3 separate regions of the Homo sapiens genome follow, and all the other regions are linked to region 1. The links are chromatin contacts, found by Hi-C or POLR2A ChIA-PET in ENCODE. All regions are on one chromosome and are shown on one strand. The core of a region is the stretch at or near the end of the contact, and the rest is flanking DNA. Distances in the headings are between cores, read along the strand shown. Region 1 holds the start of ZNF862 (zinc finger protein 862). Region 2 holds the start of KCNH2 (potassium voltage-gated channel subfamily H member 2). Region 3 holds the start of AGAP3 (ArfGAP with GTPase domain, ankyrin repeat and PH domain 3).

What was found. A loop is a pair of places that touch in the nucleus more often than their neighbours do. ChIA-PET counts read pairs that join two places held with the same protein, here RNA polymerase II (POLR2A). Pooled maps may share reads with other maps.
Region 2: a loop to region 1 is called in a pooled map, with 3 times the contacts of the local background. The contact joins the promoter of KCNH2 here to the promoter of ZNF862 in region 1. A Hi-C loop is called at or near these places in 5 of 50 pooled maps.
Region 3: a map of B cell shows a loop between it and region 1 (9-fold over the local background). The contact joins the promoter of AGAP3 here to the promoter of ZNF862 in region 1. A Hi-C loop is called at or near these places in 3 of 168 maps with a recorded cell type or tissue (B cell, CD4-positive, alpha-beta T cell and naive thymus-derived CD4-positive, alpha-beta T cell), 2 of 37 single-sample maps with no recorded cell type and 13 of 50 pooled maps. POLR2A ChIA-PET finds 5 or more read pairs at or near these places in 2 of 52 experiments (AG04450 and activated T-cell).

What each region holds. Positions count from the first base shown.
Region 1 is chr7:149,836,008-149,840,658 of GRCh38, reverse strand. It overlaps ZNF862 (zinc finger protein 862), which reads right to left and starts at 2,284. Exons shown (of 8, transcript NM_001099220.3): 1 at 2,024-2,284. The coding sequence starts at 2,047. RefSeq lists a silencer at 1,749-2,208.
Region 2 is chr7:150,975,878-150,980,706 of GRCh38, reverse strand. It overlaps KCNH2 (potassium voltage-gated channel subfamily H member 2), which reads left to right and starts at 2,386. Exons shown (of 15, transcript NM_000238.4): 1 at 2,386-2,869. The coding sequence starts at 2,794. LOC124901776 (a long non-coding RNA gene) reads right to left here. Exons shown (of 3, transcript XR_007060592.1): 2 at 3,996-4,171; 3 at 3,352-3,862. RefSeq lists a silencer at 1,369-1,718 and an enhancer at 4,088-4,829.
Region 3 is chr7:151,084,272-151,089,112 of GRCh38, reverse strand. It overlaps AGAP3 (ArfGAP with GTPase domain, ankyrin repeat and PH domain 3), which reads right to left and starts at 2,638. Exons shown (of 18, transcript NM_031946.7): 1 at 2,041-2,638. The coding sequence starts at 2,371. It overlaps LOC124901778 (a long non-coding RNA gene), which reads right to left and starts at 110. Exons shown (of 2, transcript XR_007060595.1): 1 at 1-110. RefSeq lists an enhancer at 1,083-1,242 and silencers at 1,463-1,732, 2,093-2,162, 2,529-2,618, 2,669-2,918.

The DNA.
Region 1 (4,651 bases), core at 1,035-3,534:
TGGTAGAAAAGACAAAAAAAAAAAAAAGGTCCATCTGTATTGGGCACTTACCATGAATGGAGCTTGCAGGACTGGAAGTTGCTCTGGGTGAGTGAGTGAGTGAGTGAGTGAGTGGTGAGAGAATGTGAAGGCCTAGGACATGACTGAACACTTCTGTAGACTTTATAAACACTGCACACTAAGGCTACGCCGAATTTATCAAAAATTTTTCTTTCTTCAATAATAAATTAACCCTAGCTTATTGTAACTGTTTTACTTTATAAACTTAATTTTTTAAACTTTTGACTCTTTTGTAATAACACTTAGCTTAACACACATTGTACACCTGTACAATATTTTTCTTTAAATATTTTTGTATTTTTATTTTCCAGCAAACCATTCCATCAACAAAAAGTATTTTTCTTTATATTCTAATTCTATGAGGTTTTGTATTTTTAAATTTTTTTTTTTTTTTTTTTTTTTTTTTTTTTTACTTTTTAAGCTTTCTTAAAACCTAAGACACAAACACACACATTAGCCTAAGCCTACACAGGGTCAGGATCATGAAGATGTCACCAGGTGATAGGAATTTCTCAGCCCCACTGTAGTCTCAGGGGATTGTACGTGAGAGCGGTGTTGATGGAAACCTTGTTATACAGCGCATGACCGTATTTCTCTTCTCCCGTTAAAGGCTAAGAAAGCCTCTGACTGAACAGAATAGCTTGGAAATCAACTTCAAATCACTGATACCAATATCAATCCCAATATTTTATAATCCTTCTTCCCCCTACATTTTGCTTCTCTTTATTCAAATTCAGGTTCAATCTAAACCAATCTGGGGATATTTCCAAAGGGTAAGGGCCATAAGCTCCATCTTTGCTTGGGTTTTGTTGAGCTTTATTGGCTTGGACCACGTACTCTGTAGGTGCCGTGTCTGCTACATGCATCACTGTAGCTTGTGGAGGGAGGGAGGATGGAAGAGATGCTCATGCGAGAAATCACCTCTTTTGAAATTCAGAGTCCTTCCTAGTCTTCCCAGGAAAAACTACAGCATCAAAAGAACCTCATTATCCTTTTCTCTCTTTTCGTGTGGGACAACCCTTTCAGGCGTGTCCAAGTTATTGAAGTGAAAACTGCAGGAGAGCTCCTTGAGAAAGGTGATCATTTCCTATTTATCCTCATACTTCCAGCATCTCGTTCAATGCAAATCACAGATCACAAATGTTTATTAAATGGACAGTTTTTTAAGGGACTCAATAAACAGTCGAAAACGTTTGTTGAGAGAATTCTCCTCTGTGCCAAATAAGAAACAATACTCAAGAACTGGCAGCAAACAACATCCAGAAAGATGTTAGTCCCAAGAGGCTGCCACTGTCTCCAAGCTAATGTGCCCACAACCACACTGGTCTTGGATGACACGGCCTGGAAGCGCTGGCAATCCCGTCAAATCCCTGAACTCCGCCCCCAAGCACTTTCTTTCCACCTTTTCTTCCAACTCAAAGCCTCTTGCCCAAAGCCAATTTATGACACAGGTTTCTAAGCAATGCCCAGATATTCCATGAAGTACATAACCTAGAAACAGAAGTGGCAAAAAGCATGCCAGATGCCCTCTCTTTTCAGCCCTTTCTTGGTAAGGAGGATCTAGGCAGGGTCAAGCCCTCAAGCGTCCCACCCTGCAGCTCCCACTGGCGTCCGATCCAGACTCCAAGCCTTAGCAGGGCCTCTTCAAAACGCCGAAGGTGGTGGGGAAAACAGGAAGCACCTTCGCATCGCTCCACTCGGGGGTCACCCAACCCAGCATCGACCCAGCGGACGCTCGGCAGCTCGGGGAGGATGCGCGGACACCGAACGGAAGCGTCCGCTCCTCTCCGCCACCCTCCCGGGGTCGGGCGCCGAAGTGCGGGAAGAGAGGGCGGGCCGGCGAGTCCTTCCCTGCAAGCCTGGCTCATCTGCGGGGCCTCCGCCCGAGCCGCCCCGCCTCGCCCGAGCCCGGCTCGGGGATCCTCGGGAGGGAGCGGGCGGCCCCCGGGCCTTCCAGTCCTACCTTCCCCGACTCTCTGGGCTCCATGGCCCCGCTTTCGGAGGCCCGTGCCGCCCCCTCCCCCCGCGGCCTGGCCTGAGGATGCAGCCGCCGCGACCGCCCCGGGGACCCAGGCTCCCGGAGGGGGAGGGCACCCAGGTAGGGAGGGAGCGCGGCCCAAGAACTTCGCTCTCTCACGTCGGGGGGCGGTAGCGCCGGTGGACCCAGGATAAGCGCGCTGAGCTGAGACTTGCGTCGCACCGAGCGAACAGCTTTACGGTCACTGCCCAGCCCCAGGCGGCGGGGCGTGACGGGAAGTGTAGTCCGCTCTAGGTGAGCGGCTCTCGAAGCTGCTATTGGCTCCCGGAACGCAGGTCCTGATTGGACGCCGGCGGCGCGCTTGCGACCCTCCCCGCCTCCCTCCGGCGACAGTTACTAGGCAACGGCGGCGTGGCGTCCTTTAGTCCTCTGCAGCAAGGGCAAAGCGCTCTGATTGGGCTACGCGAAGGCCAATGTCAGCCTTGAAGTTCTAGGTTTTCTTTTATTAAGGAGGGCAATACTTTTTGTTCTATTCACTCAAAAAGTATCATTGGTTGCCTACCATGGGTCAGGCCGTGTTCTAGGGTTTGGGAGAACACAGTTGAATGAGACAAAGGCCTTGCCTTCAAGGAACTCACGATCTATTAGGGAATCAGACCAGAAACAGATAATTACAAAACAGAGACAAGGGCTATGAAAGAGGTAAGCACAAAACATGAATTAAAGCCCGCGTTGTCACCTTAGAGTGAAGCGGTGGGGGATATGAGGTGCTTAGTCAAGGATTTCCTGCGGAAGTGATGCCTCAGCAGAATTAAAGCAAGAGGTAGGGTCTGCCAGGTAAAGGAGGTGCAATGGACTGACCGGTGTTCCCCTCCCAGGAGATGGGGCGTTTGGGAGGTTTAGATGAAGTCGTGAGGGTCAGGCCCTTATGGTGGGATTAGTGTCCTTATAAGAAGTTTTGTCCAAGTGCGGTGGCTCACACCTCTAATCCCAACTCTTTGGGAGGCTGAGACAGGAGGATCACTTGAGCCCAGTAGTTTGAGACCAGCCTGTGCAACACAGTGAGAGATCCCATCTCTATAAAAATAAAATAATTTTGTGAGGTGGAAGGATCACTTGAGCCTGGGTGGTCGAGGCTGCAGTAAGCCGGGATGGCGCTTCTGCACTCCAGCCTGGGTGACAGAGCAAGACCATGTCTCAAAAAAAAAAAAGACTTTTAGGGGGCCAGGGCAGGGATGTGCCTTCATGAAGGTGTTAGTGACCACATGCGTGCTGGGGGAACTAGCTAGGCCCTTTGCCCTTCTGCCCCTCTGCCTTCTGCCATGTGAGGACAGAGCAAAAAGGTGCCCTCCTGGAAGCAGAGACCAGGCTCTCACCAGACACAGACACTGCTGGTGCTTTGATCTTGGATTTCCCAGCCTCCAGAATCATAAGAAATAAGTATCCATAATTTATAAATTACCTAGTTCCAGGGATTTTGTTACAGAAGCACATAGAGATTAAGACAATGGTCAACTAATTTTTTTGTATTTTTAGTAGAGACAGGGTTTCACCATGTTACACAGGCTTCAAGTAAGCGTTTTCCATTATCCAGCTCTGCTCTTCTGGCCAAGGTTGAATAGACCTAAATTCCGTTCGAGGAGTGTAGGGGAGTCTGCATTACTGAAAAAAAGAATGAGACACAAGAAATGTGGAGGAGAAGGCAGAGAGTGAGGACTCTGTGGATTCCAAGTGGCCTGCCACTCACCACCTCGACTATATCACTACCTTGAAGAGCTATATTTCTGCCCATGAGTTATCCATGTCTTTATAACAGATTCTCTTTTAGGGGTTAAAAAACTGGAGGACAGCTAGGGTAAATCATTCTTTTGACACATTTTTCCATAAAAGGTTTTCCATCTTTCCAAGAAAAATGGAGCAGTATCTAGGGGGAAATGGGGAATCAAAGCAGTAGGACTAAGATATGAGTCACAAGATCTTGTTTCTGTGTTGATGGGAAGGAAACTGATGATTCAAAGGGGGATAGTGCAAGGAACCAAGTCCTTGAGAAATCAGGAGGGTCTAGGAACAGGGTATCGAGGGCCCTTCCTAGGGATAGGAACACTTTTTTTTTTTTTTTTTTTTTTGAGATGGAGTCTCTCTCTGTCACCCAGGCTGGAGTGCAGTGGCTCAATCTTGGCTCACTGCAACCTCCACCTCCCAGGTTCAAACAATTCCCCTGTGTCAGCCTCCTGAGTAGCTGGGACTACAGGCGTGCACCATCACACCCTGCTAATTTTTGTATTTTTAGTAGAGACAGGATTTCACCATGTTGGCCAGGCTGGTCTCGAACTCCTGACCTCAAGTGATTCACCTGCATTGGCCTCCCAAAGTGCTGGGATTACAAGCCTGAACCACCGCGTCTGGCCGGGATAGCAACACTTTTGGTTATGCCAGGAGGGAAGAAGAAGATGGAGTAGATGTACATTTGTTTGTAGATTTACTGAGGGAATTTCCATCCGATGATGTCTCTTTGAGACAAGATCATCTCATGAAAATGAAGTGGGGAATAGAAGGTATACCAAGTCATCTTGGAGAATGGGAAATAGAGCTTACCTCAAACCTTGAATTAAA
Region 2 (4,829 bases), core at 1,137-3,636, 1.1 Mb before region 1:
TCAGCTCATCTGAGGCCCAGAAATGTTGCTTTGGGGAGAGCTTGCCCCCTCTCACCGTTTCTCTTCCTCAGCTCAATTCTTGAGTGTGGGGGCGGCTAAGTGGGTCTGCCTTCAGGCTCTACCCTGAGCCTCCAAGGAAGTCAGAAATCTACATTCAGCTTTGACTTCTGAGTATGTGGAGTGGGCTGGGGGGAGAGAGGGAGAGATCTGTCTCTCCTCAGCTTGAGGGAACAGCTCTCTTCTTGCCTCTGTGCACAGAAGGAGGGCTACCCCGTGCCTGGGCTCCTCTCTGTTTGGGAGGATGAAGGGCTCCTCTGACTCCTGTCTTCCCTTTGGGATAAGAGCAGAGGCCTGTCCCAGCAACACGGGTACAGGAGTGGAGGACAGCTGGCCAGCTCAGATGAGTGGCTCCTTCCCTTCAGGGCCTGGCTCTCCCTCTCCCTTGGTCTGGAGAGAGGGGGAGGCTACAGATGTCCCTTTCCCTTCTTGCCCTCCCATGCCCATTCTCAGCTGCTGGCCTTTGCTCACTTTCTCTCCATCCCCTGGCCTGGACAGGAGGACACTTCACTCACACATGAATCATCCTGGATTCATGGTAGGCAACCCAGCAGCCAGGGGTGGCCTTGGGGCGTGGCGGGGGCTGGGCCAGTCGTGGACTAGGTTCTACCCGGAACCCAGATGTGTTGATGCACCTGATGCCAAATGCTACACCAAGGAGGAGCTTGTGCTGTGGAAGGCCCTGGGCCCCCGGGGGGGTGAGTGAGGAAACTGCTGGCAGTGGAGAGGGCCTGAGGAATAACTGCACAGGCAAGAGCCTCTGGACTTTTTTAGCATCAGCTGTGGAGCCACCTCCTTCTCTCCCACTGGCTGCCTCCCTGAGTCACTGCCCACCCACCAGCAAATAAAAAAGAGTGTCATCTGCTGGCCAGTGGCCCCATTTGGCCCCAGTGTTTGCATCTTTGTGCTCCTGGGTGGAAGGTGAGAGTCCGGGTAGGGTGGTCTCACGACGACAGTTTTCTGCGCCTTCCTCCTTCGGGACTCCGATTCCTTCCCTGCCCTTTGTTCTTCCCCTCCCCCCATGATGGTTCTCGCTGGTGACAAGACCCAGCCCCTGCTCCAAGGACAGAGGCAGCTGCAAGCCCTCAGGAGCCCCCACATGGCCCCATCCATCTAGACAGGTCTCTGATCCGGCTGCAGGGAGGGGACCCTCGGCTGTTCAGCTGCGACTCCTCCCTCCCCGCCCGCCCACTCAGCTGTCAACACTCGCCTCCCCGCCCTGGCCTTCCCGGGGCCCTGCCTGACTGCTAAGTCCGAGGACACCGCGCCCGGAGACCCTCACTCAGACGCAAGCAGGCGATGAGCAGGCGGCGGGGCAGACACCCCGCCTGCCCTTGAGCATCCCTAGGCCTCCTTGCCTAAATAAGGGAGCCGCAGCTGGAGCGAGCCAGCTGGCCGGGGGGAGGGGCCTGCGGCTAGGCCAGGGCTTTCCGAGGGGCTGGGCCGTGGCCGCCGCCGCAGGGCCCCGAGCCCGCCGATTGGGCGTGCAAGGCTGGCCCCGGGCTGCCGGGGGAGGGCGGGCCGCTCGCACCCGGGGATCCCCTGGTTGGAACCTCGCGCTCAGGGACCTCTCTTTGATCCTGCAGCTAGGAGGCCGCAACTGCTGTCAGAATGTCCCTCTCTGTGCAGCTCCTATGCAGAGCCCCACAGAGGGCTCTCTCTCTCTCCGTGTGTGTGTGTGTATGTGTGTGTGTGTGTGTGTGTGTGTGTGTGTGTGTATGTGTGTGTGTGTGTGTGTGTGTGTGTGTGTGTGTGTGTTGGGGCAGGGGGCGTGCCCCTTCTAAGTTTAACCCTCCCTTATTTCAGAGCTCTGCTGCTCTGGGGCCTTCAGATTGTCTTGCTTTTCCTATTTCCAGGGTCTCCCTTGACTCCGGGCTCGTCTTCGAGGGTCCAGGCGTTGCCCCGGTCACCCACAGTAGGCACTGAGCGCGTGCTGTGTATACCAAGCCAGTGCTCGGCGTGGTGGGGAACCAGGGCATAAGGACCCGCCGTTTCCCTTCAAATCAGGTTTCTTAGTCGCTAATCTGGGGTGGGGGTGGAATCCCTTCCCCCATCCCGGCCGCCTACAAGCCGGCCATGGCACCTGTCCTCACGGTTTCCCCTGCCTAAGGGTCCCTTCCCCCTCTTCTGGGCGCGCGAGTCCCAGGGGCTCCTTGGCAGAGCGAGGGGCTGGCGTTGGGGGAGCACTCGGCGCGGCTCAGCCAATGGGAAGGTCGGGCGCGCGCGGTGGGGCGGGATGGGGGGGGGAGAGGGCGGTGCTGCGGGCGCGCGGCAGGCGGGAGGGGGCCGGGAGGCGGGGGCCGGAGCCGGAGGGGCGCGCGCCGCATTAACCCTTCCGCGGCCGGGCCGAGCCGCAGGCGCTGCCCGAGCCGCGGGCGCTGGAGCGGCTGTCGGCGCGGTGGCAGGCGGGAGCCAGGAGTCCGGGGCTCGGGCGGGCGGAGCGCAGCGCGGGGACGCGGCGGAGCGGGCCCCGCGGCTCGGCGGGGGCCGGCAGACAGGTGTGCCGGCGGCGGGCGGCTCGCGCTCAGGCGGCTCCAGGCCGGGCCCGGGGTCCGGAGCGGGGAGCCGGGAGCCGAGCGAGGACCCGGCGCCCGCAGTCCAGTCTTGGCCGCGCCCGTGCTCGGCTTGGCCGCGGGGTGCGGGGACCACGGCCCGGCCGGGCCACCCGAAGCCTAGTGCTGGGCCGGGCCGGGCCGGGGTGGGTGGGGGCCCGCCCGGCCCGCCCATGGGCTCAGGATGCCGGTGCGGAGGGGCCACGTCGCGCCGCAGAACACCTTCCTGGACACCATCATCCGCAAGTTTGAGGGCCAGAGTGAGTGGGGGAGGGGGCTGAGCGGGGAGGGGGCTCTGGGGGCGGGCCGAGCTCTTCCGAGTGTGGATGGGGGGGCGTGCCCGGGCCGTGTGCGTCGGCAAGTGCGAGTCAATGGGGCCTGGTGGGCCCCAGGCTTTGGCGAGGGGACGGCGGGGGCAAGGCTTGGTGCACCGGGGCCGTGGGCACCGGGCCAAAGGGTTTGGGGTTGGGGCTTGGGGCGGGAAACTCAGCTCAGGCTTTTGGGATCGGAGTGTGTGTGACACGCTGAGTGTGCAGGGAAGGGATGTGGGATGGAGTGTGCAGGTGTCCCCAACTCTGGGTGCGTGGACGTGGATGGGGCTGTGTGCAAGGGCATAAGAGTGTGTACGACCCAAACCCTGGGATCCCGAGAGTCCAGCGCGCACACTGGTCTTGCCAGATCTTGACTGTGTTGTGCCGGAGGGACTGAAAAGCCGTGGATGCAGGGTCAGCTCATAATCTCTTCTTGTGTGTGCCGTGTGTATATAACCCTGAGCCCATGTGTCACCCGTGAGTTAGACCCTGTATGGGCGGTGGGGAGGTGTCTTTGACAAGGCTGCGAGCTTGTGGGCTCTGTGGAGACAGGGTGTCCTGGGGCTAGAGCTGGGCTTTGAGGGTAAGCAGCTCCCTGTGGTACCCCCAAGTTGTGGGTTTTCTTGCCCTGGAGACTGTCACCTAATTCCCTTATGGGGACCGGGAGTACAGCACCCCTAATGCCTGCCTGGTAGGGAGGCTTCTAGAAGGGTCCCAGATTAGGCAAATGTCCTGGGGGTGGGCAGCATTCATGTGCCTGTCCCTAAGGCTGCATGAGCCACAGTGGGTGTGACTGCCAAGGGCCCTGGGAGTTGGGAGAGGATGACATTCCTTGTCCATGACCCTGTGAGCACAGGACAACGCGTGCTTGTAACGGTGGTTGGGGGAAGGAGGGGTCAGTCCGATGGTCAGTATTGTGTGAAGCGGAGGAACAAGATGATCCTGAGGGGGTGGAGACAATGACACTGGTTGAGGGCCTCCCTGAGAGGTGGGGGTGGGCCCAGGGGGAGGCTGTGGGCGGGCCTACGAGGAGGCTGGGATGGATGTGGGGGGGGGTGCTGGATTCTAGCCCTACCTTTGCCACTGACTGCCATGTGACCTTGAGTGACTCTTCCCTCTTTGGGTCTCAGGTTCCAGGTCTGTGGAGGAGGGGCAGGCTTTCTGTCCCATCCCTGTATTCCAGGATCTCAGTGAAGGGTGTGTGGTGGGGTGGGGCATGCCTTCGAAGAAACTTGCTCTTCTTTCCCCAGCCTGGGAGAGAGGACAAGGGGTGGTTTTTCTTCTATGAAGCTGGGGTGTGTGGCTGGGCCTCTGGACTGCCTTGGACTGTGGCAGAGCTGGAGGCCGAGTTAGGGGGTCTTTTCAGGTGACAGGAAACCCTGACTCCTGGAATTGATGGCTGCCTGGGAGGTCTGGGGGGCCTTGGGAACTGGCCAAAAGATGAACCAGTTCCAAAAGGCAACTTTCTGGGGGCCAGGGGAAGGGAGAATCGAGAAAGGTGGGAGGAGGCCAAGTCCTGATGGCCTGGGCCTATCTCAGGGTGCCCTGCTGCAGCCCAGCTTTGCACGTAGGATTGCCTAGGGCTGCAACCTGAGGGCTATGCTTGCTGGGGAGGGGAGGGGAAGGGAGGGGGAGAATTCCAACTGCTACTGAAAGCCCCAGCATTACAGGCCAAAGTGGCCGGAAACTTCTGTTTATAAAAAGCTCTTATCCCAGGAGCATCTTGCCTGGCACAAGTGAGGCTGCTGCCTGCCTGCTGCTCACTCGCCAGCCTGGCTCTCCGGGCAGGCCTGGAGTCAGGGAGCCAAGTCTGGCAGAAATGGAACCATGGGGGTGCTCATCCAGGATGAGGCCAAACTGAGGAAGGCCTCACATCCCTGGGCAGGTCCCCTTTCTTGGGTCTGTTTTC
Region 3 (4,841 bases), core at 1,389-3,888, 1.2 Mb before region 1:
GATAAAGATGACGGTGCCAGGAGAGGCTGGGCAGGGGGGAGGGAGGGACAGCAGGGCAGCAGGGCAGCAGGGCCCAGGAGTGGGAACAGCAGGGCTGAGAACGGATGTGTGAGCCGCGGCTGGGTCGGTCTGGTGACAGTGAGACACCGGCTCCCGGGATTTCACGAGGGTGAGGCCGAGCTTCCAGGCCTAGTAGACGGAACCATGGGGTATTTCCAAACCGCAATGGAGAAGTCGGTCAGGGGAGGGCTCTAGGAGGGGAAATTCTGCCTGTTGTGTTAAATTTAAGATCAGGCAAAAAAAACTCAAGGGCGCCCCAGGAATCAGCCTTCACATCACAAAAGATGCTCAACCAGAGGCTCCCCTGAGCTGGGGAGGAGGGGTCGCTGCTCATCAAGCTGGAGCCAGGGGAGCCCGGAAACCTCTCCCTGCTCTGGGAAAAGCTCGGAAGCAGATGTGCCCCCACCCTCCTGTGGCCGGCCCACGAGGCTTGTCGCCCTCCAGAAGGAGCTGGGGGAAGGTAAGCTTGGAGCAAATCAGGAATGTCTTTACTTCCTCCAAGGACAGTGAAGCTGCAGCAACGATGTCTCTCCCGCCTCCACCCTCTTCAGATCTAAGAGGAAAAATTGGTCATCTCCTGTCTTTGGGGCCCAGGGCTCGCACAAATGCCATCTCCTAGTCCCCAGCCACAGCGGTGATTCAGGCCATTTACTCAGATCCACGTTAATGAGTTTTTTCTGTCACCTAATTAGTTCACAGAGAACTCAGCCTTGAGAGGAAAGAAATAAGAACGGGTTGGGAAAAGGCAGAAGGAAGTCAGACTGGCATGTCACAACAAAAGATAGAACCCAGCACCACATGGGGTCCCCCCAGACCCAGTACTTCTTCCCCGGCTATGGGGACCTCTGAAAGCAGAAAGGGAGGTGTTCAGGTGCACTATCCCCCAGAACCTCAGGCAAGCAGATGAAGCTGGGAGTGGGGCCCTAACCTTAAGGCCCAAGTCAGGGACAGGCCCCTGCCCATAACTCCATGTTATCGCAAAAGGCCTTGGCTCTCACTGCATTTCCACTGAGGCCAAACCCACCACCTGCCGGTGGGCGTCCCCTTTCAAACAGAGCTGGGGGAGGAAGCAGATGGCCCAGGGTGAGGCCCATCTGTCCGTGCCCGCTCGAAGGTCACCATGCCACCGGGGTGCCTGCGGGTGCCTCCAGCACCCACCACACCAGGGCTTGCGAGGCATCTGCCAGCAGCGTGCCACCACTTCCTGTGCCCTCAGCGGTCGAAAGTCCAGGGCCTAAGGGCCCAGAGAAAAAAGCGCTAGGCAGCGCAGTGGCCGGGGGTTTCCGGTCCCCGACTCCGGGTGCGGTGTCCCTGGCGGTCGGTCAGCACCCGGCTGCCCAGCAGCTGCCTCCAGACCGAGGAGCCGCGGATCCCCGTCAGGCTCATGACCCGGCCAAAGCGCGGATGGACCTGCCGGCGCCTCCCACGCGGTCGCTGAGCCTCAGCCCAGCGCCAGGCCCGGCCCGCTCCCGCTTGGCCGCCGCGGCGTAGGGGGTGTGCGTCGGGAGAGGGCGCCGCGGCGAGCGCCACCCTCCGGGCCTGCGGGCGCTGGGCCCGGGAAGGCTGCCATCCACTAACGCGAGGCTCCGATCCCCCGCCCCACTGCGGAGCAGGGCCCGGGCAGCGGCTAAGAAGCCTCCCCGGTCACGACCCCACCTCCCCGCAGCTGAAGCCCTCTGCCGCGCCCACCTTCCCCGGCCAGGCCTGGACAGATCTGGTCCCGGCCCCCCCAAGCGACACCACCTTCGCGCCCTGGAACACAGTCAGCAGAAAACCCCCAACCCCAAAGTGTCCCCGAACGAGATATGGCGAAGCTGCCCGCCGGTTCTGCAACACAGATCGGCAAACCTCGTGGCCTGGTCCTCAAGCGCGCAAGGACCCCCGACAGGGAGAGCATGGCCAGGCACGGCCTGTGGAGCCCTCGGCCGGCGCCGGAGAGGCCACTGCGCCCCGGCTCCCGCAGCCCCCGGCTCCGCTCACCCTCGATGGAGATGACGTGCTCCCGGATCTGGTTCTGCAGCGCCAAATCCTCGATGCGCTCGATCAGGTCGTAGATGGCGTAGATATTGGGATGCACGGACTCGAAGCGCTGGATCTCGGCCCGGATGGCCGCGGAGTTGGAGAGCGCGAACTGCTGGGGGGGCCCGCCGGCCAGCTGCTGCGAGGGGCCGCCGCCGCCCCCGGCCCCGGGCCCCGCGCCGCCGAACTGCCCGCCGCAGACGAGCTGCTGCGCGGCAGCGCCGCCGCCCCCCGGAGCCGCCAGGCTCTGCTGCTGCTGCGGGCTCTGCCCCCCGCCCGCCTGGAAGTTCATGGCTTCGGAGCCGTGGGGCCCGAGGCGGGCCCGGGGCGGCGCGGCGGAGGCGGCGGCGGCGGCGGCGGCGGCAGCGGCGAGCGGGAGCGCGGGGCTGGCGGGGCCGGGACTACTGGGCTGGCGGCGCGGGGCTAGCGCATGGAGCCGGGGGCCGGGGGCCGGAGGCCGAGGCCAGGAGGCGCCGCCGCGCACGCTGTGGCCGCCGCTGCCGAGCGCTTCCCAGCGCCGTGATCCCGCTGCCTCGGAGCAGCCTCCAGCGGCAACAACAACGGGACCGGGAGCGCGCGGCCCAGGCCCTCCCCCCGCGTCATGCGCACGCACCGCCGCCCCCGCCGGCTCCGGCACACGCAGCCCGAGCCCCCCTCCCCGCCGCCCCCGCCCCTCCTGCGCGCCGGCCCGGGCGCCCCCGCCCCTCGCTCGCTCGCTGGCTCTGCAGCCTCCACCCCCGAGCCGCGCGCTCCAGCCCTGGCGCCCCGGCCCCTCCCACTCAGCCTCGGCCCTTCCGCCTCCTCACCAGCCCCCACCCGCATTGCCTCGAGGGCCACCCTCGCGGAGGGGACAGCTGCCCTGGTCTCCTCCCGCGCCCGGCTGTCGCTTTCGCCTCCCTGCGCTGATCTGGGCGGGGTGTCGGATCTCTAGGCAATGCCCAAACAGTGCCCTGCGCCTGAGGGTGCTGCTGACCGAGGCTGATTGGCCGAGGAGTCCGCCCAGGCCCAGCTGCTCCTCGCTTACAGCGTCCCGCCTTCAGTGCGGCATAGGCTCCCCTGTCCCCAGGCTCCGAGGTCAGCCCTAGAGACCACCCTGCTGCCGGAGTTTTCTCCCTGTCTCCCTGCCCAGGCTCTCCACTGCCGGCTGCAGCAGTGCTCTCCTAAAAGACCCTCCCCCTGCCGGACTTGGGAGATTAGCTAAATGCTACCCGACCCCATTGGTACATAGAGGAAGAAGAGGGAGGGATGAAATAGTATATGCCTTTCTCCCCTACTCATCCCATTGGAGAGACCAACCAAAGCCCACGTGGCTCTCAATTTTTCTTGTCCTCACCCCTTGTCCATCCTGTCCTTTCACTCCCTCTAGGGCCAGGGAGCTCCCTGAAATGTCCCAGTTCCTCTGCAGTCCCATTGCCAAAGTGGGCTGCAGTTCTGTTAGCCCCCTCCCCCCCACCAACACACACACGTTTCCTAAAACCTACAAGAGGTGACATTTGCAGAGGCCGCAGCCAATAAATCTGCCAGAGATGTTGCAGGGTATCTGCTACCCCCAGATATCCTAGGGCATCAGTGACACACATCGTCCTTCTTACGCACACTTCCACTTCCCTGGCCAAGCTGGATCTTTTCCCAGCATGAAGCTGTCCACTGTTTGATTACCCACACAACTCAGCCCCAGAACCAACCCAGTCACTATTCCCGAGTTCCTTGTACCTTCCAAAGCACCTGGTGCAAGCTAATCAACACACAGGGTCTCCTAAGCTCCTGAGGAACCTGTGTTTCTATCTCCCTGCATAAGCTTAAGGATATCTTGTGCCCTCTCTGGGTTTCATCTGCGAAATATAGTGGTTGAACATAAAACCTAGTTCTGATGTTGTATAATTCTAAAAGTAACATCCAACATCTCTTTTAGGTGCTTAATTAGAATTGACAGCAGGAAGTAGCACCAGGTATACCTCCCAAGAGAGACACTAAGAGCAAAGAGCTCCTCAAATGTGTTGCCCCAGCAACTAGCACACACGTGTTATAGCACTGTTGGGCTGTTCACACGTCTAGCTCTTCTACTAGTATATGGAGCCACATGAGGGCAGGAAGAGGGTCTGATTCACCATTTTATTCCCAGTATCTTGCACAATGCCTGGGATATAGTGTGTGTGTGTGTGTGTGTGTGTGTGTGTGTGTGTGTGTGTGTAATTTTTTTTGAGACGGAGTCTCACTCTGTCACCCAGGCTGGAGTGCAGTGACTCGATCTCAGCTCACTGCAACCTCCACCTCCCGCATTCAAATGATTCTCCTGCCTCAGCCTCCCGAGTAGCTGGGATTACAGGCGCCCGCCACCACGCCCAGCTAATTTTTGTATTTTTTTTTGTAGAGACAGGGTTTTACCATGTTGGCCAGGCTGGTCTCGAACTCAGTGATCCGCCTGCCTTGGCTCCCAAAGTGCCAGGATTACAGGCGTGAGCCACTGCGCCTGGCCATAGTACATCTTTTAAAAAATATGTTAGTAGAATAAATGAATGAACAGGAGGGATGGAACTAGAGGTAGGTTAGTTCTGTATGGTATCAATCTAGACTGACATTCCTAAGGCAATATTTGGGCCACTTGCTCCCACAGTAGGCAAGAACCATGGGAAGACTAGGATAGATTATTTTAAATCAAGACTGGCCTGTAAAAACCAGGATGTGAGATCTCTGTGGCTACAGGAGCCCAGAGGGAAAAATCCAGATATCCACAGGCCTGGGATTCAATGCCATCCACACAG